Linked DNA regions of Homo sapiens: region 1 is linked to region 2. Evidence: read pairs that join two places in POLR2A ChIA-PET (ENCODE). Cell type or tissue: MCF 10A. All regions are shown on one strand. Links, peaks and the distances in the headings refer to the core of each region. The heading gives the core; the rest is flanking DNA. Region 1 overlaps LINC00330 (long intergenic non-protein coding RNA 330). Region 2 has its middle 75 kb from the start of LINC00330.

Region 1 (16,200 bases), core at 8,827-11,326, 57 kb before region 2:
GGAAGCTGCAGAGAGGACTTGAGTTGGAGTTTGTAGGTTGTGCGTGAGATTTGGGTGACTGGAGAGGTGAGTCAGTGGAAGACAAGGCCATAGCAATGGCGTCCAGGTGGAGCTCACATAACATGCCTGGGTAATTAAACTGCTTGGAGTACCAGAGAGATGCCTATGAAGAGATTAAGAGGGAAATGAGGTGGCTGGGCATAATCAGGGTTTGATCAGAGAAGCGGAACCATTAAGAGTGGTTTATTCCACGGGTTAGCCCTGATGCAGTCGTGGGTGCTGGTGGAGGAATCTATGCAGGGCTGTTGCTTCTTGAATCTGATGTTGGACCTGCTGTCTCCATAGGTCAGATGTCAGCTGTCGGGAAGAAAGGCTGGATAGGAAATAGGAAAAAGCAGGGCAAACAAGGAGCTTCAAGGACTGAAACCCTTAAGAACCACTTGACTCTGTCTCTCACCACCTCCAGCCTTGATGACACGGTGACATATAGAAGAACTGATGCCCTTTGCTTTGAGCTGCACAAAAACCTGGCGCTGGACTTGGAGAAGCTGAAAGACAGGACCCGGCAGGAGCCTGAGGAGCTGCAGGCTGCTAGCCTGTAGACCACCGTGCTGTGTTAGCCACTGCAGCTGGGACCATTCTGACACTCAGAGCCTGGAAATGGCTGCTCCCTCCTGCCTGCTATCCAAGTATCCTGTGGATACTTGGCTTTTCTCTTGTGGGCAACACTAACCTGAAACTCTTTGGGGAAGGGAATTGAGGAAATGTAGTTCCAAGATTAGCCAATTTAACTCAGCATAAACCCATCACAGGGTTTGACTACAGAGTTATAACGTTATTCTGTAGGCAATGAAAACAGAAGTTTTTGAAAAAGGCATCAATTTGATGAAATTGATATTTTGGGGAAGATTAATCTTCTGCTGAGTAAAATATAACAGGTTGGAGGAAGATGAAAATGGAGAGAGTAGAGTGTAATTAAAAGTTTGTTGGAGGCCGGGCACGGGATTACGGCTCACTCCTGTAATCCCAGCACTTTGGGAGGCTGAGGTGGGCGGATCACCTGAGGTCAGGAGCTTGAGATCATCCCGGCCAACATAGTGAAACCCTGTCTCTAATAAAAATACGAAAAATTAGCTGGGCATGGTGGCGCACACCTGTAATCTCAGCTACTCGGGAGGCTGAGGCAGGAGAATCCCTTGAACCCAGGAGGCAGAGGTTGCAATGAGCCAAGATGGTGTGATTGCACTCCAGCCCAGGGGACAATGTGAGACTCTGTCTCAAAAAAAAAAAAAAATTTGTTGTAGTAGTCCAGGTGTCCGGGTGTTGTTACCAGGGCACCCATGATGAAATAACTGGGAGAGTCCTTTTTTCTGACTGGTTTTCTTCAGTCCCTTTATCTACAGGCACAACTGCTGAAGAAACCAGATGGCCTGGGATGGCACCAGAGCTTTTTTACCCTTGACCAGATACTAGAGGGAATTAAGACCCCACAAGTGGGCACGAACTGGAACTGGCGACCCCTAGTTGCCTTCAGATCATTAACACATCATTATAATGCTAAAATTCCCTGCCATTTTGTGAACATGGGTTGCATGAAGACGTAAGTTTATGAATTGCCTCTGCACACCTAGAGTCCCACCCTGTACAGGCTAACATTCCTCCCTACATGCACCCCCCCACAAACACACCCTGCCTCCCCCAGTCCTTAGAAACCCTATGCCTGGCCGGGCGCAGTGGCTCACGCCTGTAATCCCAGCACTTTGGGAGGCTGAGGCGGGCGGATCACTAGGTCAGGAGATCGAGACCATCCTGGCTAACACGGTGAAACCCTGTCTTTACTAAAAATCCAAAAAAAAAATTAGCCGGCGTGGTGGCGGGCGCCTGTAGTGCCAGCTATGCGGGAGGCTGAGGCAGGAGAATGGCGTGAACCCGGGAGGCGGAGTTGGCAGTAAGCCGAGATCGCGCCACTGCACTCCAGCCTGGGCGACAGACCAAGACTCCGCCTCAAAAAAAAAAAAAAAAAAAAAAAAGAAAGAAAGAAAGAAAGAAAAAAGAAACCCCATGCCTTCTACTGTTCGGGGAGAAGGTGCGTTTAGAGTGAGAGTTCGCGTTCTGCCTTCTCTGGCTAGTGAATAAAATCCGACTGCTTTTTACAATTAATGTTCTTTCTTTGCTACCAATACAAAGTAGGGAAAAAAACTCAGTTTACCAGTGACAATAGGAGACTATAAAGATCTGAACAGGAAAACATGGAAATTAGGTGTCAGATTTTAGAAACATTCTAAAGGAAGAATTGATAGAACTTGCTAAGCGGCTGAATTGGAGAATGAGGGCAATAATAGAATCCAAAATGCAGCCCGGAGCGGTGGCTCAGGCCTGTAATCCCAGCACTCTGGGAGGCCGAGGCAGGCGGATCATCTGAGGTCAGGAGTTTGAGACCAGCCTGGCCAACATGGTAGAAACCCCGTCTCTACTTAAAAAATGCAAAAATTAGTTGGGTGCGGTGGCAGGCGCCTATAATCCCGGCTACTGGGAGGCTGAGGCTGGAGAAATCGCTTGAACCCGGGAGATGGAGGTTGCAGTGAGCCGAGATTGCACCACTGCACTCCAGCCTGGGCGACAGAGCGAGACTCCATCTCAAAAAAAAAAAAAAAAAAAAAAGTGCTTCTGAGATTTTTGAAATTTATTTCACAAGGGTTGTTCTTTTGTATGTACCACACCAGGTGCATAACCAATGTACACTAAGTACTTTTCAGGAGGCTAATTGATTAAGGGACTCTTTCTAGCCCAGATGATGAGAAATGTGGCCCGTGAAAGGAAATTACTTGATTAAAAGCCATTCTATTCTAATAGACTAGCCATTCTACTCTATTGAAACGCAATACAGTATTCAGAGAATTTTAAGTTTGTAACAGTTGAACAGTTTAAAATTGCAGCGCAGCAAAGCGGATGACTGTCTTGGAGTATTGATAAAGGAGGAGGAGGAAATTTCGTTGAGTTGTTAGTGAACTTAAAAACAAAAAAAGAAAAAAAAAAGGGTTGTTAGTGAACTTGTTTCTGAGGACTCTTGTCTGTAGAAGGTGGTTGAGTCTAGACGTCTCCTGCAGAAAGATGGCCTTTCCTCCAGGTTTTATGCTTTAAAGGTAAAGGAAGGAAGATACATTTATGGAAACTCTTCTTTTCTTAATTTTAGATCACAATTATTAATCTTTGTTTCTTAGATTCTTTTGAGTTTCAGGAAAGTTGTAAAGTTTCTCAAGTGTTTTGCAAATTTGTTGGTGTTTTGTGAAGTGTTAAACAAAATTTATAGGAGACCATTGATTTGGACTTAGCTCCTGCATTACACCCCAACAGACCAAACCAAAATGGAGTCACTGATGCTAAATTTCCACTTCACCAAGCTGAAAGTAAATTGTTTTAAGTGACCTTCTGAGAAATCAGGTGGGAGAGAGAATAGCCAAGTCTCCAAACAGGCCAGTTTTGGCCAGATGATAAGGAAGTCTTTTCCGCTTTAATACTTCCAAGGAAAGTAACCTGATGTTAACCAATTCATTTCCTGTATTATGCTGTTTCCTTGTTCCTGCTCAGCTGCTTTATAAAAGCTAGTTAATCTGCCATGCCTGGCATAGCACCTCTTTATTTTTAGACGAGATGCTGCCTGATTCATGAATCGCAAGTAAAAGTCAATTAGATTATTTAACTAAATTTGTTGAAATGTCTTTTGAGAAGACATGAATTTTTTTGGTGGGGAGGGTGCAGGAGGGATGTAGCTTTTATTAGATTTTTAAAGGCATCTTGTTTTCAAACAGGTGAAGAATCTTTCCCATACAGTGAGACCACTGAGTGTGGCTACTCACTCAAGCCTTACTCAGCTTCATTTCACTTCCAAGTTTTGATCCAGGAACTGGGACCTGTGAGCATAGAGGGAGAGAAAGCCCAGAAAGTACAGGAATTAATGGAAACAAACTCCAGACAGAGCAAGGGGCCAGCTTCTGACAGCTTCCTCCTTTTTCTGTCCTGCTAAGTGAACATAGTATGCCAAGGAGAAGTGGAGAGGCTGAAAGGCCTGTTTATTTCACAAGGGTTGTTCTTTTGTATGTACCACACCAGGTGCATAACCAATGTATACTAAGTACTTTTCAGGAGGCTAATTGATGAAGGGACTCTTTCCAAAGTTTCTGCTTGGGTCTCAAACACTAAGTCATCCAAAAGCAAGCCAAATGCCCTTTCTCAGATGTTGCTTCCTGCTTCTGATTATAATCCCCTGTGCCAAGCTTACTAATTGGCGTGTTTGCCTTGAGTTCCTTTTATTCTAAGCACTGACCACATGAAAAGCAGGTCAGTTCTAACAGGACTGCAGTGCATAATTGCTACTTTGGCTTCCCAGTATCTGAATCCACTTCCTGGTTGTGGAGAATCCTCCATTCTTATAAGTCGGAAACAGGCCTTTACCTTCCACTAAATAAGACAGAATGGAAAGACGATGTTTCCTCTCCCATCCCTCTGGCATCAGGATAAAGGCACACGACCTGTCTGGGCCAATCAGACACTCCCACCAGGTACTTTGACCCTTGAGGGACACAGAGGCAGACAAATGATCAGATTTGATTCACAGCCATGGCATGGATTTAGCAATGACAGCTGTGTGGCTTTAGTGTCCAGTGGTGGGGCCGTGTGTAAGTTGGTGGTGGTAGAGCTCTGGCAAGCTAGTTTCTACAGGCTAGCTTCCCTGGATACCTGCTACTTTAAAATCATGTTTCGCCAGCCCTTCTATCCATGTTGCCAGCAACCTGATATCCTTCCAACAGATACCTTTTTACATAAATCAACCTGATTTGGTTTCTGTTGCTTGCAAACCCTGAACAATATAGGAAAAGAAAAAAGATAGTCTCCCAAGCCCTTTGAATAATCTTTACCATGAAGCATGGGTAGAAATGGAGGTGCCAGCCCTTGAAATGACTCCTGTAATGGTTAATTTTATGCATCAATGACTGGGCCACAGAATGCCCAAATATTTGGTCTAATATTATTCTGGGTGTTTCTGTGAGGGTGTTTTTTGATATGACTAATGTTTAAAGTAGATTGTCCTCTGTCTTAGTATGGCCAAGCTGTTATAGCAAAGCACAATAGACTGGGTGGCTTATAAACAGCAGAAACTGGTTAGGCATGGTGGCTCATTCCTGCAATCCCAGCACTTTGGGAGGCCAAGGTGGGTGGATCACCTGAGGTCAGGAGTTCAAGACCAGCCTGGCCAACATGGTGAAACCCCGTCTATACTAAAAATGCAAAAAATTAGCCAGGCGTGGTGGCAGGCACCTGTAACCCCAGCTACTTGGGAGGCTGAGGCAGGAGAATTGCTTGAACCCAGGAGGCAGAGGTTGCAGTGAACTGAGATTGTGCCAGTGCACTCCAGCCTGGGCAACAAGAGCACAACTCCATCTCAAACAAAAACAAAACCAGCAGAAACTTATTTCTCACAGTTCTGGAAGCTGGAAGTCTGACATCAGGGTGCTGGTATGGTCAGGTTCTGGGGTTGCAGTACCTCTTCTGGGTTATAGACTGCCAACTTCTTGTATCCCCACATGGTGGAAAGAGAGAGAGTGCTCTGGGGTCTCTTTTATAAGGGCACTAATCCCACTCATGAGAGTGCCACCCTCATGACTTAATCACCTCCTAAAGGCCTCCCTCCCTCCTGATACCATCATCCTGGGGGTAAGGATTTCAAAATATGAATTTTGGGAGGACACAAACATTGAGTCCATAACACTTTCCCAAATGTGGATGGGCATTATCCAATCAGTTGCAGGCCTGGTTAGAACAAAAAGGCTGACCTTTCCACAGATAAGAGGGAATTCCTTCTGCCTGGCTGCCTTTGGCCTGGGACAGCTTTTTTTCTGCCTTTCGACTCAAACTACACCATCAGCTTTCCTGGTTCCCAGGCCTTCAGATTCTGCTGGAACCAAACCATTGTCTCTCCTGGGTCTCCAGATTGCTGACTCACCCTGCAGATCTTGGGATTTGCCAGCCTTCATAATCATGTGAGTCAATTCCTTATAATAAATCTCTTTATATATCTCTATATATCTCTTTCTACATCTCTATATATCGCTATCTATATATATTATCTTCTATTGGCTCTGTTTCTCTGAAGAACTCTGACTACTACAACTCTCCATTGGACTGCTTTGTGAAGCTGTCTATCTGGCTGTTAGGAAGGCCTAACAGTCTAATGTAGGGGGATCTCCTGGTGGGTAGGGTGCAACATTTCAGACTGAAGTCTCCCCTACAAAAAGGCATGAGCCACTTGGGAAAAAGGTAGAGTTGCTGTCCTGACCTTCTGGCTAAGTGCTCCCACTCTCTCTTCTCTTCTCTCTCTCTTTGGTGATAATGTTGATAGAAGATCTTTGTGCAGACAGTTTTCTTAGAATTTGGGCTGTTTGACAAGAAGTGTTTTCTCCTTTGGGCCTAAAAGTATTGTATATATTTCTGTCTCTTCTTTTTGAAATGAATCTTTTAATGCTTTGAAAAAATGCCAACAAAACAAACAAAAAAATGACAAATACTTATTGTTAAAAGAAAAATTCAGAGACTATCACAAAGAAAGTAAAAATCACCTGAATATTTTAATTACATATTTCTTTCTAGACACATTATCATTCATTCATTCAATACATTCATTCAACCGTGAAGGCTTACTATAGCCCAGAGGATTGATTTTCAACAAAACACACATGATCTTGGCCTTGCCCTATGGAGCTTATGGTTTATTGGCGAAGACTGACAGTCATCAACAGGTGCCACATGGCCATGTCTCCCACATGGGTGGACAAGTACACAGGACTCAGGTCTTACAGCTTCTAAAATGAATTTCTTGTTTATAACGCTGCAAAGTCATCTTCCTTCTCAAATATTTATTAGGTCCCACATCACCAGGCAGCAGACTAAGATTAGTATTTTCTCTTATCTTCTCCTAGATTATTTTTTAATTGCAAAACTATGCGAGATGGTGAGAAAAATAATAAAAGCTATCCAAGCCATCTCTGTTACCTTAGTGAGTTGAATTATCTGACTCTCAGCAATGTGAATCTGCACACCTATATTTTGTTTCACCCAATTCCCTCTGCAGATCCTACACTTGTCCTTAGTTTTGTTTTCTCTTCTTTGTTTGTTCCTTTGATGAGATGGAACAATCTAGCCATTTCAATATTGAGTAATGTGATCTGGGCCCCTGGACAACTGTTCCTAGGCACCGCCCTGAGAGGGTGAGCTGTCTGTGAAGGTCCTCTGGCCATGTCCTGAGCTTCTTCACTTTTAACAAATGCCTACTGATATGGTTTGGCTATGTCCCCACCCAAATCTTATCTCAAATTGTAATCCTAATAATCCCCATATGTGAGGGAGGATCCTGGTGGGAGGTGATTGGATCATGTGGATGGTTTCCCCCATGCCGTTCTTGTGGTAGTGAGTGAGTTCTCATGAGATTTGATGGTTTTATAAGCATCTGGCATTTCCGCTGCTTACACAGTCTCTCTCTCTCTCGCCTGCCACCATGTAAGATGTGCCTGCTTCCCCTTCCACCATGATTGTAACTTTCCTGAGGCCTCCCCAGCCATGTGGAACTGTGAATCAATTAAACCTCTTTTCTTTATAAATTACCCAGTCTTGGGTATTTCTCTTTTTTTTTTTTTTTTTTTTTTTTGAGACAGAATCTCACTCTGTCACCCAGGCTGGAGTGCAGAGGTGCCATCTCAGCTCACTGCAACCTCTGCCTCCTGGGTTCAAGCAATTCCTCTGCCTCAGCTACCTGAGTAGCTGGGACTACAGGTGTGTGACACCATACCCAGCTAATTTTTGTGTTTTAAGTAAAGATGGGCTTTCATCATGTTGGCCAGGCTGGTCTTGAACTCCTGGCCTCAAGTGATCCACTCGCCTTGACCTCCCAAAGTGCTGGGATTACAGGTGTGAGCCACTATGCCTGGCCGGGCATTTCTTTTAAGCAGTGTGAAAATGGATTAGTACACCTACCAACAACTGTAATTATTTCATATAGGCCTCAGTATCTAGCCTAAAGCCCCACACCCAGATGTCCTTTTTGAAAGAAACCATATAGAGTGAATAGGGCCATACAAATTAAGAGGGAGGTCACTGGGGCAAATAAAAGCATATTTAAATAGGAAAATGGAGTCTCATATAGACATAATCCCAATCCTAAATATTTTGAACATAGCAAGACAGTAAATCATTATTTTTTGGTCAAACAATTAAACCTTATGACAGGTTACATTCTTAAAACAGAAGTCCCACTATTATAATTTGTGCTCATGAAATAATCTAGAAAGAGACTACTGTCAAAAAGAATGTGTATGGAACCAGAAATTGGGAAATCTAGATTCCACTGCCAGTCTACTTTTCAATAATTTATTTCATGCATATAACCAAGTCCTTAATCCAAGTTATCCACATTTTTGGTAACTCTTTGTCTTGCTTTGTTTTGTTTTTACTTCTAGAATGGGAGCAATGACACTATGTTACCGTTATCAGAGGTAGGATAATATATAGAAATTTGGAAATATCACTTATGATAGTGCTTGAGAAGTAAAAATTCCTAAACCAAATCGCACTATTTGCTATCAACATTCTAGACAGTTAGCAAAACCTAGCACTTATCTAGCATATAACAGAGAATTCAAAATTGTATTCTGCAAGTGTTCAAACTTGTTTTTGGATCCTTTATGGAAAAGACCAACTTCTTAGAGAGGCCAAGTATTTACTTGAACTTTAAAGAGGTTCATTGTGTCTAAGTGTTTGCTTTTCTGGGAGAAGTAAGGAATTTAGGCTACAAATAAAAATATTTTTTAAAATCAGCATGGACTTTAGCATTAGAGAAGACTGGCATTGGAGAATGGGTCAAAATTCAATTCCACTATCTTATTCGTTTGTATTACATTGGGTAAGTTATTATTTAATTTCTCTGAGCCCCAGTCTCTTCACATGTAATGAGAATAAAAGTAGCCTCCTTATAGATGGCAGGAAGGATTTGCTGACGTCATGTTTATAAATGCCTGGTAGGTTTCCTGGCACATACTGGTGTGCAATGTCTGTTGGTTCCCTTTTCTTTTCGTGCATGAGGAGTTTTATTTGTTTTGTTTTGCTTTTTGTTTTTTTTGTTTTGTTTTGTTTTGTTTTTCAAGATGGAGTCTCTCTCTGTCGCCCAGGCTGGGGTGCAGTGGCGCGATCTCGGCTCACTGCAACCTCCACCTCCTGGGTTCAAGCAATTATCCTGCCTCAGCCTCCTCAGTAGCTGGGACTACAGGTATGTGCCACCATGCCCGGCTAATTTTTTGTATTTTTAGTGGAGACAGGGTTTCACCATGCTGGCCAGGCTGGTCTCGAACTCCTGACCTCATGATCCACCCGCCTTGGCCTCCCAAAGTGCTGGGATTATAGGCGTGAGCCTATATGAGGCCTGGCCTGTATGAGGAGTTTTTAAACAACACTAGAGACTTAACCAAGGATAATAGGAGAAATATTGGTCTATGGGTAGAATTAGGTGCTGTCTTAGTTCATTTGTGCTGCTATAACAGAATACCCGAGACTGGGTAATTTAAAAAGAACAGAGATTTATTTCTCACAGTTCTAGAGGCTAAGAAGTCCAAGATCAAGGCGCTGTCAGGTTAAGTTGTCTGGTGAGGGTCCAATCTCTGCTTCTAAGATGGTGCCTTGAAAGCTGCATCCTCCAGAGGAGAAGAATGCTGTGTCCTCACATGGCAGAAGGCAGCAGGGCAAAGAGGTAGCTTCCAACTGTTACAGGGACTCCATCAAGTCCTTTTATAAAGGATTAATCCCTAATCCCATTCATGACCCACATCCTCCAATACTCTTGCATTAAAAATTAAGTTTTAACATGAATTTTAGAGGAGACAAAAACATTTAAACCATAGCAGATGCCAGATACAGATATAAGTCTGTAACTTGAAAAAATGTGATATCAATGAAAGGACTAATCATGCAACACAAATAGCTAATATTGCTAATAAAGTAACATAATTAGCTAATATTAGATAATATTGACCAACAAAGAGGAAAATTTAAATTACATTTCAGAAGTTTATAAAAATGAAAAATTTTTACAAAAAAGCTAACTTTTAATACTGAGGACTAACAGAAGCTATATATATATATATATGTTTAGTTTCTTCACTCTAGGCTTCATTGAACTGACTGAATAACCAAACGAAGTTCTTCACTTTTCTTAACTTAGCCTCCAGAGGGGAGAATAAGGGGTTCATTCTATTTTGCTGGGCAGTCGATGCCCTGTGTTTGGGGATTCTTGGACAGGAGACTGGTACATCTGAAATATTGCTGTTGACAGAAGTAAATCAAACATTAAAACCTTCAATGCTCTGCTCATCACTTCATTTTTTTAAAAGTGGCATAGGGCATTTCTGGTGAAATGTAACACATAATTCACTGTAAATATCTTGAAAATTATTTTCATAAGATAAAATATTATTTCATTGTGACTGCCACTCTTATTTTAACATTTTACTTGGAAGACAACCCTCAAATCTACCAACCAAAAAATAAATGAATTGGTCTCTCTTTGGATAGATAAAAAATAGAAGAATTAAAGGCTAAAAAAATGACCCAGGGGAAAAAACTACCTATTTCCCTCCTAAATCTTAAACTCCCCAAGCTATGAACAGCAAAGATTAGCAGTGAGCAGGGAGGCATGGCTAGGGCTGCACACTCCATGAAGCCAGTGGAAACCCCACCCCTTCTGAGGTGGGACAGGAGCTCCCCGTTCTGCTGCAACTGCCCAAACCGCAGCTGCAGACCCAGACCTGCCTCTTGCTCTATGGAGCAGGCAGGAGCCCCGCCCTCCTGGGCCCAGCTACAGCCACCCAAACTGCAGCTGTGTATCCGAGCCTCCCTGTACTCTTGGGGGAGCTGGGAACAGGCAGGATCTACCCTCCTAGGTGTAGCAGTGTAGCTGCAGCCTTGGCACCTGTGGCAGCAGACCTGGGTCTCCAGCTCCAGGAAGCAGGCAGGAGCTGGGGACAAGCGGGAGTCCTGCCCCTTCAGAGTTGGCAGGGCAGGAGCTTTGGGTGCAGCTGTAGCCACCCTCCCAGGTGCAGGACCGAGGTATCTGCGCAGCCTGCACCCTCAGGTGCCCCAGGAAGGACCCCACCCCCATCCCTGCAGGCTCAGGGGTGTCTGCTCCCACTGCCTGGCCTCTCTCTGCTCCCCGCACCCACTCCGATCTCAGAGCAGGGTTGGGGCCAAGCCCTGGAACCATGAATGGCAGCTGGAGGCAGACAGAGTCCTGGGTGGAAGGGGCTGGGGGTTCCCAGTAAGGCCCCACCTTCAGGCCAGGGAGGGCCTGAAGGTTGGGGGCCAAGCTGCCAGTCCTGCGGGCTGGAGTGGGGACTCATGGTGCCTCTTCCGGGCCTGCCCATGGCCACCCATGGACCAATCTGCAGGCACTTCCTTCCTCTGAGGTCCATAAAAGCCCTGGGCTCAGCCAGAACAGGCCAGAGGGTGGCTAGAGGGCAAAAAGGTCAAAGAGACTACGGACAGGATGAGCAGCTGCAGAGAGGAGTACCCTCTCCACTGAGAGCTGCAGAGATGACTGACCAGCAGAGAGGAGCTACCCTCTCTGCTGGGAGCTTCAGAGACCTGCAGAGACTTCCAAATGACTCGGCTGTGGAGAGGAGCCACCCTCTCCAGGGCCTCCTCTCTGCTAAGAGCTGAACACTCAACTGGACTGGATGGCCTGCCTACAGAGAGGAACTACCACTCCTCTCAGCTGTTCTAACACTAAATAAAACCCTTCTTCTTCACCCTTCACTTGTCTGTGTACCTTATTCTTCCTGGATGCAGGACAAGAACTCAGGCAAAGTTGTCATGGCCACAGAGGTTTCCGGCCAAAAAAAATGGACACCCCAGAGATCCTATAACAGCAGGAATACGTGGTTTTGATGGCATTTGTAGGGCATCAGATAAAACAACATAGTTCTCTTTTCTGGAATTGGTTACTTTAAACATATAAGTTCACACTCTTCTCAAGAAAAAGCAGAGAAGTAAAAAAAGAAGCTGTAGCTCTGCACCAGCCTCCACCTCCCACCCCACCCCAGCAGAGTGAAGGTCTTGAAAACCCTAAAGGCCATACTGAAAACATGCACACCCACAAGAAGATGATCTGGAGGCCGTCACGCAGCCCGAGGCTCCAGGTATTCCTGGGCTGAGCTTTACTTGCCTGAGTACCCCTAGACAGGCATGTTTGATCACCAGTGTCAGCATCATGCTTCCTCAACCACGGAGCCCACCATGAAGACAGAAGACAAAACCATACTGGGATTGATCAAGTGTGATCAAGCCAACAAGCAGGAGAGCAAGCAGGGTCTGAAGAAGCTGGTGGCACTGATGTGGTCTGGGCCGGAGCAGTAGACAGAAGGCAATGGAGAGAAGATGTCAGGCCAGCCCTGACTGCATCACACTGGGTGCCATCAACACAGGTTAGTCACATCAACACAGCAGGCTTGTCCTAAATATAATGCATTTTTTCCACTGGAGAAGGGAGATAACCCTGACCTAGCCTAACATAATAAGATAAAGCCTAACATGCTTACCAGACCTGAAATTTCCAATTGCTGGTCAAAGCTAGTGGCCAGGAATTTCATGGGAAAACAAAAAACTGGCTCTAGGCTCTTTCTCAGATCCACTACTATTTAGTTAACTGAACCCAGATGGTAGCTTCCAGAGTCAACTCCATTTGTCCAGAGCTGATTGAGTGACAAGAGAGCTAAGAAGTCTCTGCAAAGCATGGGCAATGTAACCTGAGGGCCTGTATGAGGAAGACAGGAGTGCCTGCAACTTTCTGGTCAAGTACTGCTAGTGCCCAAGTCACCCAGAATCATTTGACCTGATTTTCTGTGTTGGATCTCACCCCCTGCAGAGATAGGGGATTCTGTGGTGTCCTGACCCCCATCACTTGTCTCTACCATCTTTTTTTCTTTCAGGGCTAATGTTTCAAGGCTGCCTTATTAAATTCCAGCCTCTGTGTGCTTTGTATGCATTGCTTCATTTAATCACCAGCCACCCTGTGAGGTAGGTACTACGGTTAACTCCATTTTAAAGATGAGGAAACTAAGGCCTAGAGGAAATAAGGCCCTCACCCAAGCTGCTCCGTTAAAGGGACAAAACAGGGATGCTGATCTGGGTCAGTTTTAATCCAAAGCCAGCGCTTTTAACCTCAACACGGTATTGGCTTCCATTGACTGCTTCTTCATTTTGAATTGAAAAAGACATCTGATCCAAAGGAAATGAAAACAGAAGGAAACAGCCATGAATGTGTGCCTGAAGTGCAGGGTCGTTAGTGGGTACAGGGGAAGAGGGGAAGGGGCAGCAGGTCTGTGAAAGAAAATGCCGTGGTGATTTTCCCCGATGATCCCCTGCTATGGTCATTACAGCAGCCACCAGCAGACAGCTGCCAGCAACTGCAGAGTGAACTATGAAAACCAGGGTGGAGACCTCAGATGCTCAGTACACCAGAGAGGCACTCCTCATTTCCATACTGGGAGAGCTCTCTCCCCAATCTGCTTTCTTCTCCAGATTGGGTTTGGCAATGTTGGCTGGCCCCTAGCTGTAGTTGATACCACCTAAACTCTCGGTGATCGTATGCGTGGGCAGCCTGGAACTTGCAGGCAGACGGTCAAGTTAGCTGCCTTTGAGTCTCAGCTCTGCTCCTTACTAGCTGTGTGTCCTGGGGTTGATGTCTAAATCTCTCTGAATTGTCTCATTATTTAAAAATGGCAACAATAATCCCTACCTTGCAGGGCTGGTGAAAGGATCAAGTAATATAACGAATGTAAGGTGTTTAGCATAGTGTCCAGTACATAATGTGGTCCGATCTGATCGCCATTCTTTTTTGTGTGAGCAGAAACGAGATCTCACTGTGTTGCCCAGGCTGGCCTTGAACTCCTGGACTCAAGCAATCCTCCCACCTCAGCCTCCCAAAGTGCTGGGATTACAGGTGTGAGTCACTATGCCTGGCCACCATTCTTATTTCATAGATTTTTTAAAAATTAATTTGTAATATGGTTTTCCCCAACTAAAGAATTTCATACTCAAGAATGGATTATATGTGCCTTCTAATCAGAGTACAATACTACTGATGCATTAGTTTGCTAGGACTGCAGTAACAAAGAACCACAGACTAGGTGGCTAAAATAACAAGTCTATCTTATCACAGCGCTGGAAGCTGGAAGTCCAAGATTAAGATTTAGGCCGGGTTTGTTTCTTCTGAGGCCTCTCTTTCACCTTGCAGATGGCCTTCCCTCTGTACCCGTATGTGTTCTAATCTCTTCTTCTTATAAGGACAGTAGTCATATTGGATTAGGTCCCACACATATGACCTCATTTTCACTGAATGACCTCTTTAAAGGCCTTATTTCCAAATACAGTCACATTCTGAGGTGCTAGGGGTTATGATTTCAACATACAAATTTAAGGAGATACAATTCAGCCTGTAACAACATGTGTGGTATTTTTGCCAACAGTACATATCAAGTCAAGGAAATACAGGACACAGAGGAAATTGTTTAAAGTATCATGGGGGAAGTTATTAGCAAAATCTAGGAAGTGAAAAACTCTACAGGACAAATAACCTGGTCTGAACAAATTGCAATTGCAAGGAAAAATAGGATGGTGAAACCTAATGACTAAAAGAAACTTCTGAGACCTAGTAAGCAAAAGCTAGGTATGGACTGCATCTGGAGCTTTTTTTGTTTTTTTTTAGATGGAGTTTTGCTCTTGTTGCACAGGCTGGAGTGCAATGGCATGATCTTGGCTCACTGCAACCTCCACCTCCTGGGTTCAAGCAATTCTCCTGCCTCAGCCTCCCAAGTAGCTGGGATTACAGGCATGTGCCACCATGCCCGACTAATTTTTTGTATTTTTAATAGAGACGGGGGTTTCACCATGTTGGCCAGGCTGGTCTTGAACTCCTGACCTCAGGTGATCCACCCACCTCAGACTCCCAAAGTGCTGGGATTACAGGCATGCACCACCGCGCCTGGCCTTGCATCTGGATCTTAACTGGAACAAACTAACTTTTTTAAAAAAAGGCACAACATTTTGAGATAATCGAAGAAATTTAAACACTGTTTTGATATTGATATTAAGGCATTATCATCAATTTTGAGGTGTATTAATGGTATTGTGGTTTTGTGTTTTAAAAGAGCCTTATTATTTGGAGATACATGCTGAAATATTTATGAAAGCATTAAGAACTCTGGGATCGGCTTCAGTGTGGTGCAGGGAGGGAGGAATAGGGAAACTAGTGTGATTGTAGATGAAATAAGATTGGCCATGAATAAATAACTGTTGAAACTGGATAATGAGTTTGTTATAATAGGCTTGCTACTTTTTACATGCTTCAAACATTTTATTATAAAATGATTAAAATATATGGAGAACATTTTTCTATGTCTTTAAATATTTTTCTACAACATGAAGTTGTTAATGTGGCATTCCATTGTATGGATGTATTATAACTTATTGACATAATTTTTTCATCGTCAAACTGTTAAAGGGTTTTTTCCTTTTGCTATTAAAGATATGCAAATCACTGTACACTCTCTAATTGTTTCTTTAGAGTGGATTCCTAGAAATGAAACTGCTGAGCCCAGAAGCAGGCTTGTATTCATGGCTTTGGTTCCATGCTGCCAAAATGCGCTCCATCAGTGACAGCCCCTTTTCTCTCTTCTTCGCTAACAGTCCTAGGCTCTCTCCTGCATTTCCCATTAGTGATGTAGGACATACAAGCCAAGCTCCAGAATTGATCCTGCTGGAGAGCAGTCCCAAAGCATCTCCTGAAAAGAGTCTACTGAAAATGTTCCCTATTTGTTTGATGTTTTTCTCTATTTTCCTTTCTGATTTTTTTTTTTTGCGATATTTATTTATTTATTTATTTGAGACAGGGCCTTGCTCTGTCGCCCAGGCTGGAGTGCAGTGGCACAATTTCGGCTCACTGAAGCCTCAACCTCCCAGGTTCAAGTGATTCTCCTGCCTCTGCCTCCTGAGTAGCTGGGATTACAGGTGTGCGCTACCACACCCGGTTAAGTTTTGTATTTTTAGTAGAGAAATCATTTCACTATGTTGGCCAGGCTGGTCTTGAATTCTCGAGCTGAAGTGGTC
Region 2 (16,200 bases), core at 7,337-9,836:
CCTAAAAAATCTACCATTTTTCTTACGCACAGCAATACCACTCTCTTGAAGCTCAAACCCAGAGTTATTTCTAGGCCCCTGTTTACACATCCAAGGATTTAGCAGATGCTTTGAGGTTTCACTTTAAAGAGTTGTTAGGGCTGGGTGCCGTGGCTCACACCTGTAATTCCAACACTTTGGGAGGATGAGACGGGCAGATCATGAGGTCAAGAGTTTGAGACCAGCCTGGCCAACATGGTGAAACCCCATCTCTACTAAAGATACAAAAAATTAGCTGAGCGTGGTGACACGTGCCTGTAATCCCAGATACTCAGGAGGCTGGGGCAAGAGAATCACGGAGCTTGCAGTGAGCCAAGATCGTGCTACTGCACTCCAGCCTGGATGACAGGGTGAGACTCCGTCTCAAAAAAAAGAAAGTTCTTAGACAAGGGCCATCTTCTTCCCCAGCCTCTATGTAGAGTGAGAGGTGGTTTTACGCTAAAATAGAATACGGGTATGAATATAAAAATATTTACACACAAATTCAAACACACATACATTGTTAGTGAAAAATGGCACTGTGGCCTATATTTTGTTGTCTGCTCTTGTTCATTATAACAAATAATTTTAAAGATCTCTAGTGTCAACAAGTGTGGTCCAAGACATGATTTTTAAAAAATGGGTACATATTATTCCATGCTATGACTATATCATAATTCTCTTTTGTTTTGTTTTTTTTTTGAGATGGAGTCTCACTCTGTCACCCAGGCTGGAGGGCAGTGGTGTGATCTCGGCTCACTGCAAGCTCCACCTCCTGGGTTCACACCATTCTCCTGCCTCAGCCTCCCAAGTAGCTGGGACTACAGGTGCCTGCCACCACGCCCAGCTAATTTTTTTTTTATATTTTTAGCACAGACCAGGTTTCACCGTGTTAGCCAGGATGGTCTCGATCTCCTGACCTTGTGATCTGCCCGCCTTGGCCTCCCAAAGTGCTGGGATTACAGGCGTGAGCCACCGCGCCCAGCCCTATCATAATTTTCTTAATGTAGTTTTGACATTTAGGTAGTTTTCAGTGTTTCACTATCATAAATAATTCTCTAGAGGACATCCTTGGGCCTATATACTGGCTCCCTGTGTCCCTGGCACCCATAACAGTGGCTGGCATAGTAAATGGTCAATAAAATATTTGTTGAGTGAATGAGTGAATAGTGAATACATCAATTCAATTTCCATTCCCTTTGCTAGTGTTTATTTTCACATTCTGTATTAAGTCCAAAGATTTAAAAATTTTTTTTTTAATTTTTTCTTTTAACAGACCTAGAGCTCCCAACAAAGATTTTTTAAAAGAAAACATAAGGCAGGGCACGGTGGCTCACACCTGTAATCCCAGCACTTTGGCAGGCAGAGGCAGGCTGGTCACTTGAGCCCAGGAGTTTTGAGACCAGCCTGGGCAACATGGTGAGACCCCGTTTCTACAAAAAATACGAAAATTAGCCTGGCGTGATGGCGTGTGCCTGTAATCCCAGCTAGTGGGGATGCTGAGGCTGGAGAATCGCTTGAGCCCAGGAAGCAGAGATTGCAGGGAGCTAAGATGGCACCACTGCACTCCAGCCTGGTGGATAGAGTGAGACCTTGTCTCAAAAATAAATAAATAAATAATTTAAGAAAATATAAATAACTATACCTATCACAGAACAGTGTAAATTGAGGTCACAGTTTCAATATGCAGAGTTTCAGTTAACACAATATTGTGTAAAGCAAGCACTGCCTGTATTACTTTGCTTCCTTAGTTCAAAAGTAATGCATGTTAAGTGTACAGAATTTGGAAAATGCATTTAAAGAAAAGGAAGAAAGGTAAAATCACCTGTAATTACCGCATTATTCAGAATTAATCACTATGACATACTGATACTTGTTCTTTTAATCTTTTTTGTGCCAATACTTTTAATTTTATTTTTACAAAAAGGAAGGAATAAATATTGTACGTAGTGTTTTGTAATCTGCTGTTTTTCATTGAATAGATATATTGTGAACACTTTCTCATATAATTAAATGTCTTTATTTTATATACTTTTTACCAGGTTCTTAGAGTTAGAGATTAGATTAGAACTGATCTCCGATTCTTGATAAAGGACATTTTTTTCTCATTTTCCCCATTACAAACAGTGCAAAAAATTCTGAAATCTTATTGATGTATACTTTTTAATCATTTTCAAATGTTGTACTATAAAGATGCATTCGTTTATAAATTGTTAAAAACCCTAAGTACACCCTAAATGATAGTTTAGTTTTGGAAAGTAGATTGCAGAAAAAGCAGATGGGTCTTTTTCTTTTTTTTTGAGGCAGAATCTCGCTCTGTCACCCACGCTGGAGTGCAGTGGCTCCATCTCGGCTCACTGCAACCTCTGCCTCCCGGATTCAAGCAATTCTTCTGCCTCAGACTCCTGAGTAGCTGGGACTACAGGAGCGTGCCACCATGCCTGGCTAATTTTTGTTATTTTTAGTAGAGACAGGGTTTCACCATATTGGCCAGGCTGCTCTCAAACTCCTCACCTCATGATCCACCTGCCTCGGCCTCCCAAAGTGCTGGGATTACAGGCGTGAGCCACCACACCCTGCCAGGGACTTTTTCATGTCTAACTTGGTACATTTCTATGTTGTTCAGAAATTTTGACCTGGAGTGGTGGCTCATGCCTACAATCCTAGCACTTTGGGAGGCCAACATGGGAAAACTGCTTGAGACCAGTAGTTTGAGATCAGCCTGGGCAGCAAAGTGAGACCTGTCTCTACAAAAACAAACAAACAAACAGAAAGAAGGAAAATTTTTCCAAGAGTGTATATTAATTTTATAATTAAAAATAAATGCTAAGAAGTGTTTTAAAAATCTAACTGACACAGTTTGGATGTCTGTCTCCACCAAATCATGTTGAAATGTGATCCCTAATGTTGGAGGTGGGGCCTGGTGGGAGGTGTTTGGGTCATGAGGGCGGATTCCTCATGAATGGCTTGGTACTGTCCTCTGGATAGTGAGTTCTTGTGAGATCTGGTTGTTTAAAAGTATATAGCACCTCCTCCTCTCTCTCGCTCACGCTCTCTCCGTGTGACATGCTGGCTGCCCGTCGCCTTCGTCATGATTAAAAGCTTCCTGAAGCCCTCACCAGAAACAGATGCCAGCACCAAGTTTCCTGTACAGGCTGCAGAACTGTGAGCCAAAATAATATCTCTTTTCTTTATAAATTACCCAGTCTCAAGTATTCCTTTTAAGCAACATAAACACAGCCTAATACGCTAATTTATGCCCAGCACCCAGGTCTTCGTTTCTAACACCATTCTCCAATAAAAGGAACCAGGGCTCCTTGGAAAAGTGGCCAACTCTAGGATTGGGGCAGGAAAAATGCAAGATGAGCCTGGAGCGTCTCATGGTGCTAGAAGTAAGGAAGGGCTCAAAGAGCAAAAGTAAGGAAGGGACACCTTCAAAGGGGCACAGGAGATAGCCTGGAAGAGCTCCTGGTGGCCAAAGCTGGAACAATACAAGCAGGAAAATATAGGCACTTCCCTACTTATGATGGTGCCACTTCCGATTTCAACTTTACGATTGATTTATTGGGGGTATTAAATGCATTTTTGACTTAAGATTTTCAATTTACAATGGGTTTGTTGGGACATAACCCTATTGTAATTTGAGGATCATCTGTAAATAGTATTGGATTACAAACCCAAAGTATAAAATAAATATCCAGGGGTCCATCTTAATATAAATAAGCTATTGAAGAAATAAATACATGGGGCAGGGGGAGGAGGGGAAAGAGACAACTCTTCTGTGCAGAAGAATTCCAAATAATTTCCATAGATATTCCCCCTCCAGGGGGCAAAGCTCAGCCCCCCTCCCACACTTGCCACCATACACACATTTTGAGTGTGGGAGCTTGGCTTAGGGACTTGCAAGCACTACCTGGATCAAGGTCAGCATCCACAGTGATGAATCATGTTAACAGTAGTTACCCTTGATATAAGGTGATGAAAATGGCACTTCGCCTCTGTGGTCTTTCTTCTTCCCCAAAACACTGTCATCCAGCCAAGTCATGAGAAAACACCAGACAAATCCCAGTGGAGGGACTTTCAACAAAATGCCTGTCCAGCACTCCTCAAAACTGTCAAGCTCATCAAAAACAAGGAAAATATGAGAAACTGTCACAGCCCTAAGGAGAGACTAGGAGAGAGGACCACCAAATGCAAGGTGGGATCCTGAATTAGATCCTGAACAGAAAAGGGCGTTAGTGGAAGAACTGGTGAAATCTGAGTAAAGGCACTCAGCTGTGGCTGCCTTGCCTTGGCTGGAGTTTAGCTAGCAGTACTTTACCACCATTGGCTTCTTACTTTTGAGAAATGTACTATAGTAATGCAATATGTTAACCTCAGGGAAAACTAGCTGATGGATGGGTAGGAACCCTTGTACTATTATTTGCAACTTTTCTGTAAATATAAAACTGTTTTAAAATAAAAAGTTTATTTTAAAAAAGGAAAAATACTTCCATCAGTAAAAATGCCATCAGCAAGTATCTTTGTATATTAAAAATAAATTAAATGTAGTTTTAGCCTTTTAAATTATATTTAATCATGTTATTATAAACACTACAAATTAGAATAATTTATTTAGGCCCACACAGTCCAAAGTCTAAATTTTTAATATTGTATCTTTCTCCTTCTTCAATAGGGCTGCCCACAGCTGTGCCTGAGAAATCTTGGCTTTACCTATAAACCTGTCCCATTTCCCTGGGGCTTCTGGTGTTGCCAGAGGCTCCATCCAGTGTGCTGTGTCTTGGCTATCTGGGGCTCCCAAAAGCTGTAATAAAGCCTAGGTATATTTTGCCAGGAAGCCAATGATACTCTGAATCCTTTGCATTTCAATTCTACCTTCTCTCATTCAATCAGGTCTAGTCAGAGCTAGTCTTAAGGATTTTAGACTATATCCTAAGGGCAATGAAAAGCATTTGAAGGGCTTAGTAAGGGAGATGTATAAAGAGAGGAGTAGGAAATAGAAGGGAAAGGGAGGGAAAATGACTTTAGGGAGTCATTATAGTAGTCTAGACCAGAGATGATGGTGGCTTAGACCAGGATGCTGACACTATGGGTAGGAACTTCTGATACCAATTGTTATTAATGATGATAATAATAAACATTTATATGATCCTTTAGAGTTTTCAGTGCAAACACTTTCACATTCTTCGCCAATTAATGTTTACAACTCTGGGGAGAATTTCCATGTTGCAAATGAGAAAAACTGGAGCCATAGAAAATTAAGTGAATTGCTCAAGGCTTAAGGTAGCATAATTTTAACCCAAGCGTTTTGATTCCAAATTCAATGCGTTTTCCAGTGACCTGGCTGCCAGATTAACGGTGAGATATATGTTAACAGTTTGATCTTTTGTTCTTCGGGTTAATGGTTTTCAAAAGAACTATACTTACAAGCTTAAAAATACAGATTCCTGAGCACCACTCTCAGAGATTCTGACTGAGTAGTTCTGGGGGTAGGAAGCATCTGGAACTCTGCAGCCAGCTGGGGGATGCAAGGAAGGGGCCCATGGACCACAGTCCCAAAACCAGCACTGCTAAGGTTCTTTGCTTGCTTTCCCAATTTCCATGCATGAGTAAATACTAAACCTGGGGAATCGTTCTCCAGGTGCATATCACAATGATTTAAAAATGAATATAGGTTTTTAAAAACTATTATTTTAGTGGTCATCTTTTCTAATCTGGATAGCATTAGTGCAATGGACATAATGCTTATGTTCTCTCCCGACCAATTCTATATGTTGAAATCCTAACCCATAAGGTGATGGTATAAGGAGCTGGGGGCTTTGGGCAATGATTAGGTCATGAGAGTGGAACTCTCATGAATGAGATTAGTGCCCCAGAGAGCTAGCCTCTCCCTTCCACCATGTGAGGGCACAACAAGAAGGTGCCATCTGTGAACCATGAACCAGGAAGCAAGCCCTCATCAGACATCAAATCTGCTGATGTCTTGATCTTGGACTTCCCAGTCTCCAGAATTGTAAGCAGTAAATTTCTGTTGTTTAGAAGCCACCCAGTCTAAGGCATTTTGTTACAGTAGCCTAAACAGACTAAAACAATTAGCATAATTGCTTTGAAACTATTTTTGCTGTTTAATAACTACCTTGTTCCTTTTACTCCTGTCCTGCCAGAAGCTTCTCCTGTGACCACTGTCCACATGCCTGGGCCCCTCTCCTTGTGGCTCCCCAGCAGCTGGCCTCTGAGCCATGGTGAAGGCAGTGGCCTCCAGTCCTCCACAGCCCTCGACCCAGAATTGCTTGCCACACAGCTGCCTCTTCTCAATAGAAACCTCAGCTGATACACAGAGTCAGTGCTGGAGTTTTTGTAGCTCTAGAGAAAAGGGGCCAGGAGAGTCTGGTTTTTGTATTTCCCCATCTTAAAGCACCCCAGCCAAAAAACTGCAGGTGGGGGCTTCAGTGCATCTGTCATTCTTCCTTTAAGAAAATAACTAAGTTGTCCATAATCACTCCTTGTCTTGTTTGGCCTGAATAATGAATTTTCTTTCTATTTTGGTTATCTTTCTGGCACATTTAAAATGAGATGTATATCTTTATATAACTATTTTTTGTTACTACTCTATTTGAAGGTCATTTAAGACATGTGGTTCACTATTTATTCATTTTATCTACTTTTTAATCACAAACTGAAAATAAATATCCAGGCACTTGCAACTTAAGTTAGAAAAGAGAGGCCCTGGCTAAAGCGGTTTCAGTGCTTTGAAGAGCAAAACCGCAGTGACCCAACAAGGCTTTTTTTCTCACAGTTGGCCTCGGCCTCCACGGGCAAACCCTAAAGTTCCTGTCTCTTCAGTTTCCATAGGAATATTTTACTGGAAGGTAGAGTCAAGAACCTAGAGAAAACTGGTGATGGCTTCTCAAAGTCCCTCCCAGAGACATGGCCTCAGCAGGAGGTATGGGGGAGGGGGCAAATTTCCACTTCACCCAAAGGAGCCCTGGGCTGCCCCCGCGTGGTATCTGCCAACCCCAGGAGGGGCATCCTCCTCTCTTCGTGTCAGCTTCATGGGTCTCCGGAGGGTGGAAGCTGTGGATGTATACTGAGTGCCCACTATAAGCCAGACACTGCAGAACTGCTTCAGACAGCCTGATGTTGCTCAGTCACAGACATCTCTTTCTTTCAAGCAGATGGGGCTACATATGGCAGTCACCAGCTGTGGTTACCTTGGTGGTTGGTACTATCTAGGACCCCTCAGCTTCAGGGATCTTATACCCCACAAGCTGGACTAGGCAGGGTTTCCTGATGACGCCCCAAAGATCACAACTCCTTTTGGCCAGCAGTGCCCATTGCTGGGGGCACCAGGAAACTCTGCTTCCATGGGACATGATTGGCTGTTACAGCCCACCGTTCCCTGCCCCCAACCTTGGGTTTATCTGAGAACTGATCCCAAAGTGTTCTCCTCTTATAGCATGCCCCTGAGAGTCAGGAAATATTTCAGCTCTTTCTCAGGCACTCCCCACCTTAAAGGATAGGACCAGAGGGGGCCTTTACCTGTCCTTCCCAAGGTGGGAGTGATGGTGCAACATTCCATTACTCTACAGCAGCATGGCCAGGCGGGGCAGCAAACCTTGTTCACTCCAATGCAATGTGCTCACTTTTGACCCTTTTGAAAACCCTCCTGATTCAACTTGTGGGAGAGAGGAGCAGGCCCCTCTATAGTCATCATCGTACAAACAACACGCTCCTGATATTAGGGGACCTGGCTGCACCCTCCACATGGACCATCTTCTGGGAAGGTGAGACATCCATCTGCTTTCATGACCTTTTTAGACAGTGGGTCAGTGGGAAGAGGGGAGGACCCAGGATTGGCCTGAGCTGCTTCTAAGGACAGCCTGGAATCAACATCATGACTCCTCAGGGGTTTGGTGTACTTGGGTCTAACCTTCTAGGGGGTTTAATCAGAGAGATGGAACATGCAGGAGGCATGGGATAGTTAGGATTTCCGAACAGAGGAACATTCACCACAGGCAGGTGGCTTCATGGGGGTGGGGCCTGTCTAGGCCATCAGGGTGGAAGCAGGACCCCTCTCAGCAGCCGAGGGAAGGGTATGGTGACCAGTTCCTGCCCTCCAGAGAGAGAGAGAGAGAGAGAGAGAGAGAGAGGTTATTCCAGCAAGGAGGAGGCAGATTGTCAGGCCCCAAGCCAGGCAGCTGTGGTTTGGGGCAGGGTTCCAGGGCCAGCAGGGAGCTGGAGTGCCAAATGGGAGCTGAGCAGGCACCCAGTCATATGCCAGGCTTGGCCCACAGGTAAGTTTAGACAGCAACACTCTGGGGCAGGACATCTGGGTGCCAAAGAGCTTTCCACAAGCACCTGGATCCTGGCCTTGGAGCAGCAAGACTGAGTCCCCATTCACCCCACTAGCAGACAAGGGCCCTAGATTTTGAAACAGCCAGGCTTGTGTAGCATCAGCTCAGCTACCTAGCAAGACAGAGTGAGTGTGCAGATGCCCTGGGGGATATGAGATTACCATACCCCAACCTCCTGCCAGATTCTTTCCTGTTATAGGCAGCCATTCCCATAACCTGAAACAGATGAGGTCTTGCAAAGGTTCCTAGCGGTTTTGTTTTGTTTTAAATCTCTGAAATATATATACAAAAAGAGACTATAGACAATAGATATGTACTTCTATGCATACACAGAGATACACTCACATATACAGATAGGTCTCCTATACATAGTAGATTAATCCCTAAAAAGTTATATTTAAATTTAAATTCTTTTTTTTTTTTTTTGAGACAGAGTCTCACTCTGTTGCCAGACTGAAGTGCAGTGGCACGATCTTGGCTCACTGCAACCTCCGCCTTCCGGGTTCAGGCAATTCTCCTGCCTCAGCCTCCCGAGTAGCTGGGACTAAAGGCACATGCCACCACGCCCAGCTAATTTTTGTATTTTTAGTAGAAGCAGGCTTTCATCATATTGGCCAGGTTGGTCTCAATCTCTTGACCTCTGATCCGCCCACCTCGGCTTCCCAAAGTGTTGGGATTACAGGCGTGAGCCACCGCACCCAGCCCTCTAAATTCTATTTTTATAAACAATCCTTACTTGAAATGTATCAAGGCAACTTCTCCAGATGAATTTGTATGCTCTCTTGCATTAAATAATGGCACATATGTCGCTTTTATTCCCTTTTATATTTTATTTATTTATTTATTATTATTATTTTGAGACAGAGTCTCACTCTGTTGCCCAGGCTGGAGTGCAGTGGCAAGATCTCCGCTCACTGCAACCTCTGCCTCCTGGGTTCAAGGGATTCTCACGTCTCAGCCTCCCAACTAGCTGGGATTACAAGCATGCAACAGTACGTCCTGCTAATTTTTGTGTTTTTAGTAGAAACAGAGTTTCACCATGTTGCCCAGGCTGGTCTCGAACTCCTGACCTCAAGTGATCCGCCTGCCTCTTTTCTATTTTACTGCAGAAGCTCAGAGCTAAATTTCATACTTCCTTAGGTTAAGTCTTCTAATATAATTGTTTTCTTCTTTCCACCTATTTTGTGACTTAACTTTTGTCCATAAGTGCTTGATGTAATAATTTTATGGTTATAACATATCACATGCAGTTTTCACTGATTTGGGAAGTGAATAATGTATAATAATGAGTTGAATTTTTCTAGAATCTTAAAAGTATGTATCAGGGAAGTTTGTCAATTGATGGATTACTAAATTCTGGAAAAGCAGATTAATTCTATTGTAATAAACAACATCCTGTTGTAGAAGCCACCGGGAGAGAGTTGGGAGTGCAGGATTCACCATCTATGGTCGTGTGTGGCAGCGTGTGTGCTAGTGGGTTGGAAGGGATTTATTCCGAAGTCCCCTGTGACAGCAGGGAACCACTGGTCTCCAAATGTAGGCTTACTTTGCCAGCGTCTCTCACTTGGCACCTACTGTCTCAGCCATATTTCCAAACACACCTAGGAATGTTGGCCACATCCTCCCTGGGCAATTCGGACAATGGCTTTGTAGTCCTTTATCTGACCCACTTGGTCAACACGGCGCCTTGACTCAAAGATATCAGAGGAGAGAAAGCCCTGCAGTGTCCATGAGTCCATTCCTCAGGGTGGGGCCGGAGTGAGAGGCAACTTGATCTGCCCCTGCCAGCCCTGGGGAGAAGCAGTGATGAAATCTCACCTTTCCACCCAGCGCAAGCCGTCGGCACTGGCTGTCTCAGGAAGACCGAGTTTAGTTTCTCATTTAGACATCTCTCCTTTAACTTATCTTCTTCCTCACTGTGTTCTTGGAGTTAATTTGCTAAGATGGGAATGTGTGTTTGGGAAATCTCTCAGCAACATGTCAAGTGGCCAGTGGCTGATGTTATTAGCCCTGGTCCAGGGGTGCAGGCTGAAGCTTTGCCTGGGAGGGGTGGCATCTAGGAGGCTCTGCCAGTCCCTCCTGCTACGGGGTGAGACTACGAAGATGAACGACCCTCTCACCCAGTTCTCCAGGCAGGCGCCATTGTGTGGAGTGAGTGGCATTAAGGCTTCAGTCAGCATGAGATGAAGAATGAATGGACAAAAGGTATCTCCCGTCTCAAGCAGCCCGTAGGCACTCGGCACGTGTCCTCAGGCCTCATTTCATAGCACAGAAAGGGAAAGTCCTAGAGACAACCTGGAAATTGTCCTAAAATAAGTGGAGCACTGACATGGGCGAAGGGATTCAATTTTCTTTGTGTATCTTTTGAAGGGCAAAACTAGGACCTGTGAACACAAGTTAGAAGGAAACAAAACTGAGTTCAAAATAAGGAAGGCTTTTCTGTCCCTTAGAGTTCAAAAGTAGATTGGTCCCACAGATACCTAACTAGATAAACAAAATGTGACATACACACACAGTGGAATATTATTCTGCCTTAAAAAGAAAGGAAATTCTGACACATGCCACAACATGGATGAATGTTGAAGACATTATGCTAAGTGAAGTAAACCAGTCACAAAAAGACAAATATTGTGCAATTCCATTAACATACAGATAATATATGAAGTGTCTGGAGTAGTCAAATTCATAGACACAGAAAGCAGAATGGTAGTTGCCAAGGGCTGGAGGAAGATGGAATGGAGTGCTAGTGTTTAATGGGCAGAGAGTTTCTGGGAAGATGAGAAATTTGGGGAGACCAACAGTCATGACGGTTGCACAACAATGTGAATGTACTAATGCCACTGAACTGTACATTTTTAAATGGTCTGGGGCCAGGCACGGTGGCTCCAGTCTGTAATCCCAGCATTTTGGGAGATGTAGGAGGGAGGATTGTTAAGCTCGGGAGTTTGAAACCAGCCTGGGCAACATAGTGAGACCTCCATCTCTACAAAAAAATTTAAAAACTTAAAAACAAGCCAGGTGTGGTGGTGCACACCTGTAGTCCCAACTACTTGGGAGGCTAAGACAGGAGGATTGCTTGAGCCAGAAGTTTGAGGTTGCAGTAAGCTATGATTACACCACTGTACTCTAGCTAAATAAATGGTTAAACGGTTTGGCTGCTGCTGAGCTGTAAGCTAAAATAATATAGAAAAAAAATTTTTAATGAAAAAAGGAAAACGAAAAAAATGGTTGCAAGGGTAAATTTATGTGTGTGTGTGTGTGTGTGTGTGTGTGTGTGTATCCACAATTAAAAAAACAAAAAACCATGTGATTGAACATTCAAGGTCCATGGGGCAGTGAAAGAGAAGTGGCAATTAGCCAGCTGATCACCTTAGCATGAATGTGACTCTCTGGTAGTTGCTGTTGGTTTCATTTTGGAGAAACAGTGCCAGCTACCACAATCCAATGTGGAGAGGAAGAGGCTCCTTACTCAGAGTTTTAAGGACAGTTAGAAAATAGAGGCAGAAGGGCAAGCTCCCATAGGAAGGGAGAGTCACCACATGCTGAGAGATGCAATCTCATTTGCTTTCTGCTTGGAGTCTCATTTTCCACATTGGTAAAATGGGAATAATATCTACTTTGCAGAAAGGAGGAGTCATCAATGAAAGCACCAGCCACATAGTGGTCACCCATGAAAAAGCTCACTGTCATTGTTCTCTCATAATATTAATTTTTTTTGTTTTACTATTTTTTTTTTTTTGAGACGGAGTTTTGCTCTGTTGCCCAGGCTGGAGTGCAATGGTGCAATCTTGGCTCACTGCAACCTCTGCCTCCCAGGTTCAAGCGATTCTCCTGTCTCAGCCTTCCGAGTAGCTGGGATTACAGGCATGCACCACCATACCCGGCTAATTTTTGTATTTTTAGTAGAGACAGGGGTTTCACCGTGTTGGTCAGGCTGGTCTCGAACTCCTGACCTCGGATGATGCGCCCACCTCGGTCTCCCAAAGTGCTGGAATTACAGGCGTGAGCCACCGCTCCCAGCCTGTTTTACTTTAAAAACATATTTTACCATGATTTGTTTGTCCATGATGTGGTTCCTGCCAAACCCGTCGTAGGAACCAGGAAATGGAGTGGATGCTGCAAAGTACATTTTCCTCATTGTGCGCTGACACATCACTAAAACACCGCACTCTTTTAGACATCCTGGAGTGTATTACAAAAGGAAGGGTGATTTCTTGTTTTAGTTTCGTTGAGACCACCCCCTCAGAAGCACATCAGTAGCAGAGCTGAGACTTGCCTCTTGATCCGGGAGACCCTTGGCATCGCTGCGTGCTCGCTAAATTGTCGTCAGCTCTCACCTAATTGCCTCAATGGGAGACTCTTCTGGAAGGAGTCCAAGGGGTATCTCATCAGCGTTCTGCACCTCTGCCAAAGGACAATTGGGAGAAAGAGGCCAAAGCCCACAAGGGGAGATGAAGGCAGCAACTCTTTTTCCTGACTAATCTATCAGCACTTCGATGCTGGCGGGGGGCTCCCCTCCCAACCACCCCCTGCACACCTGCCTGCTGCTGCTCAAGGCAGAATCGATAAGCTGGAAGAACACAGTGAAAGTTCCCCAAGAACTTGAGGAACAGAAACACCTTGGGGACACCTCGAGTCCCCAAGGATTTGAGGAACAGAACAGAAATGTCGACCTGCCACTCTGCCTCTGCAACTGCAGTTTGGGGCCGTGGAGGTTCATGCCCCCCAGGCACAGAAAGGGCGATTTGGGTCTGTTTTCGGGTCAGCATGAAGTGCCTCCGCCCACTTCCTCACCCCCACTGAGGTGCATTTGGCAGTACCTGGAAGTGACAAGAGTCCATAGGTGAGGGCTGTCCAGCCTTGGCCCACAGTGCTCCTGGCTTGGATTTAGCCAGGTCCTCACCGCCAGAGGCTCAGCTCGGCTTGTTCTCACTGCCTGCCTCTTCTCAGACGGAGGTAGTAGCAATGTTTGGGGAGATGGTGCTCCACTGTAAATCTCCGATAGTCCGGACATGCGCCTCACCAGATTCCTCATACCTTGCCCACAGCTTGGTGTTTCATGTTAAAGGTCTACCTAAATCCACTGACAACGGAAACCCAATTCAAACGTATTTAAGCAAAAACGGGTAATTATAGGCTCTTGGGAAATCTAAGGATGAATTTTGGGAGCTGGATCCAGGAGCCCAAATCATGTTATTATAATAGTTGTGGTGTTATGATATATATTTGTTTTCCTCCACAGTTCCTGGTTCATTGCTTCCATAGTCCCCTTTACAGTCTTTTGTTATAATCTTGAATGTATTAGGCCTCAGGGGCAGGCCCCAGGAAATCTCAACTTTCTCCTGTCCTCATTTCACCTACCCCAAAGCAAGACTAATCTTTCCCCACCTTTCTGATGGTGGGGCTTAGGACCCTTCCCAGACAAAACATTGCAGGAAGAATGTTGACATCACTCAGCTTCCACAAAAACTCAAGACGGGCTGGGCACAGTGGTTCATGCCTATAATCCCAGCACTTTTGGAGAGTGAGGAGGGAGGATCTCTTGAATCCAGGAGATAAGCCTGCAGCAAGCCGTGATTGCACCTCTGCACTCTAGCCTGGGTGACCACAGAGCAAGACCCTGTCTCAAAACAACAAAACACCAACCAAACAAGAGGACTGGGTTCAGGGAGCTTCTGGATAGCTGAACATGTGAGGTTCCTGGAGGGTGGTGCACCCAGGAAGGGCATGGAATCTCCATGCCCCTTTCCGCATACCTCACCCTATCTGTATCCTTTGTAATATCCTTTATAAGAAACCAGTAACCAGCCGGGCATGGTGGCTCACACCTGTAATCCTAGCACTTTGGGAGGCCGAGGCAGGTGAATCACCTGAGGTTGGGAGTTTGAGACCAGCTTGACAAACATGGAGAAACTCTGTCTCTACTAAAAATACAAAATTAGCTGGGCATGGTGGCACATGCCTGTAATCCCAACTACTCGGGAGGCTGAGGCGGAGGCTGAGGTGAGCCGAGATCATGCCATTGCACTCCAGCCTGGGCAACAAGAGCGAAACTCCGTCTCAAAAAAAAAAAGAAACTAGTAACCAAAAGTGTTTCCCTGAGTTCTGTGAGCCAGTCCAGCAAATTATTAGAAGGCAAAGAGGGAGTCGTGGGAACCCCAATTTGAAACTAGTTGTCAGGAGTTCCTGAGGCCCAGACTTGCAACTGGTGCCTGGGGGTATAGGGAGCAGTCTTGGGGACTAGGCCCCCAATTTGTGGGATGTGATATTATCTCCAGGTCGATAGTGTTGGAATTCAGTTGGAGAACACCTAGCTGGTGTCTGCTACTTGGTGTGTGGAGACAAAAAAAAACAATATTTAGTCACAGAAATCCTTTTCTGTGTTGATGTGTAATCGCCCAAGGGGTTCACCTATCCCACTGCCCAGATCAGTATAGGGGAGTTGCAATAGAGAAAGAGAAATTCACGCAAAGCCGGCTGTGCGGGAGACCGGGGTTTTATTATTACTTAAATCAGTGTCCCTGAGCACTGGGGGAGCAGAATTTTTAAGGATAACTTGGTGGGTGGGGGAAGCCAGTGAGCCAGGAGTGCCGATTGGTCAGAGATAAAATCATAGGGAGTCGAAGCTGTCTTCTTGCGCTGAGTCAGTTCCTGAGTGGGAGCCAAAAGATCAGATGAGCCAGTTTATTGATCTGGGTGGGGCCAGCTGATCCATCAAGTGCAGGGTCTGCAAAATACCTCAAGCACTGATCTTAGGAGGAGTTTAGGGAGGGTCAGAATCTTGTGGCCTCCAGCTGCATGACTCCTAAGCCATAATTTCTAATCTTATGGCTAATGTTAGTCCTACAAAGGCAATCTAGTCCCCAGGCAAGAAGGAGGTCTGCTTTGGGAAAGGGCTGTTACCATCTTTGTTTAAACTGTAAACTAAGATTCTCCCAAAGTTAGTTCAGCCTATGCCCAGGAATGAACAAGGACAGCTTGGAGGTTAGCAGAAAGATGGAGTCAGTTAAGTTAGATCTCTTTCACTGTCTCAGTCATAATTTTGCAAAGGCGGTTTCAGATGGTTGTTGTGGTGTGAGAACATATCAAAAACACAGTATTTTCCTACATAATAGTTTACCTTAAATTTGTAACCATCCAATGGGTCCTCCTTGCCCACTGCCTAGACAACTGATTTATCAAGACAGAACTGCAACAGAGAAAGTTTTTAATTCATGCAGAGCTGGCTGTACAGGAGATGGAAGTTTTATTATTACTCAAATCAGTCTCCCCGAGCATTAGGGGATCAGAGTTTTTAAGGGTAATTTGGTGGGTAGGGGGCCAGTGAGTTGGGAGTGCTGATTGGGCAGGTCAGAGATGAAACCATAGGGAGTAAAAGCTGCCTTCTTGTGCTGAGTCAGTTCCCGGGTGGGGGCCACAAGACTAGATGAGCCAGTTTATCAATCTGGGTGGTGCCAGCTGGTGCAGCGAGTGCAGGGCTTTACAATGGTGACGTTATCCCCAGGAGCAATTTGGGGAGGGTCAGAATTTTGTAGCCTCCAGCTCCATGACTCCCAAACCGTAATTTCTAATCTTGTAGCTAATTTGTTAGTCCTACAAGGGTAGTCTTGTCCCCATACAGGAGGGGGATTCGTTTCAGGAAAGGGCTGTTATCATTTCTGTTTCAAAGTTAAACTATAAACTAAGTTCCTCCCAAAGTTAGATCGGCCTGTGCCCAGGAATGAAGGAGGACAGCTTGGAGGTCAGAAGCAAGATGGGGTTGGTTAGGTCAGATCTCTTTCACTGTAATAATTTTCTCAGTTATAATTTTGCAATGGCGGTTTCATTG

The links. Peaks named below come from ENCODE experiments on the same cell type or tissue, not always from the same donor. Only the 100,000 strongest peaks of a DNase experiment are listed, where the experiment ranks them.
Region 1: POLR2A ChIA-PET joins it to region 2 with 5 read pairs; 3 of 35 experiments call an interaction of 5 or more read pairs at or near these places.

What each region holds. Positions count from the first base shown.
Region 1 is chr13:44,785,151-44,801,350 of GRCh38, reverse strand. LINC00330 (long intergenic non-protein coding RNA 330) reads left to right here. Exons shown (of 3, transcript NR_038433.3): 3 at 346-1,847. Among named protein-coding and RNA genes, the nearest start is that of LINC00330, 16 kb to the left of the region's middle. RefSeq lists an enhancer at 1,323-1,822. In MCF 10A, for the core only: no CTCF peak of the experiment used is centred there; no DNase peak of the experiment used is centred there.
Region 2 is chr13:44,726,596-44,742,795 of GRCh38, reverse strand. No RefSeq gene overlaps it. Among named protein-coding and RNA genes, the nearest start is that of LINC00330, 75 kb to the left of the region's middle. In MCF 10A, for the core only: no CTCF peak of the experiment used is centred there; a DNase peak (open chromatin) is centred at 8,355.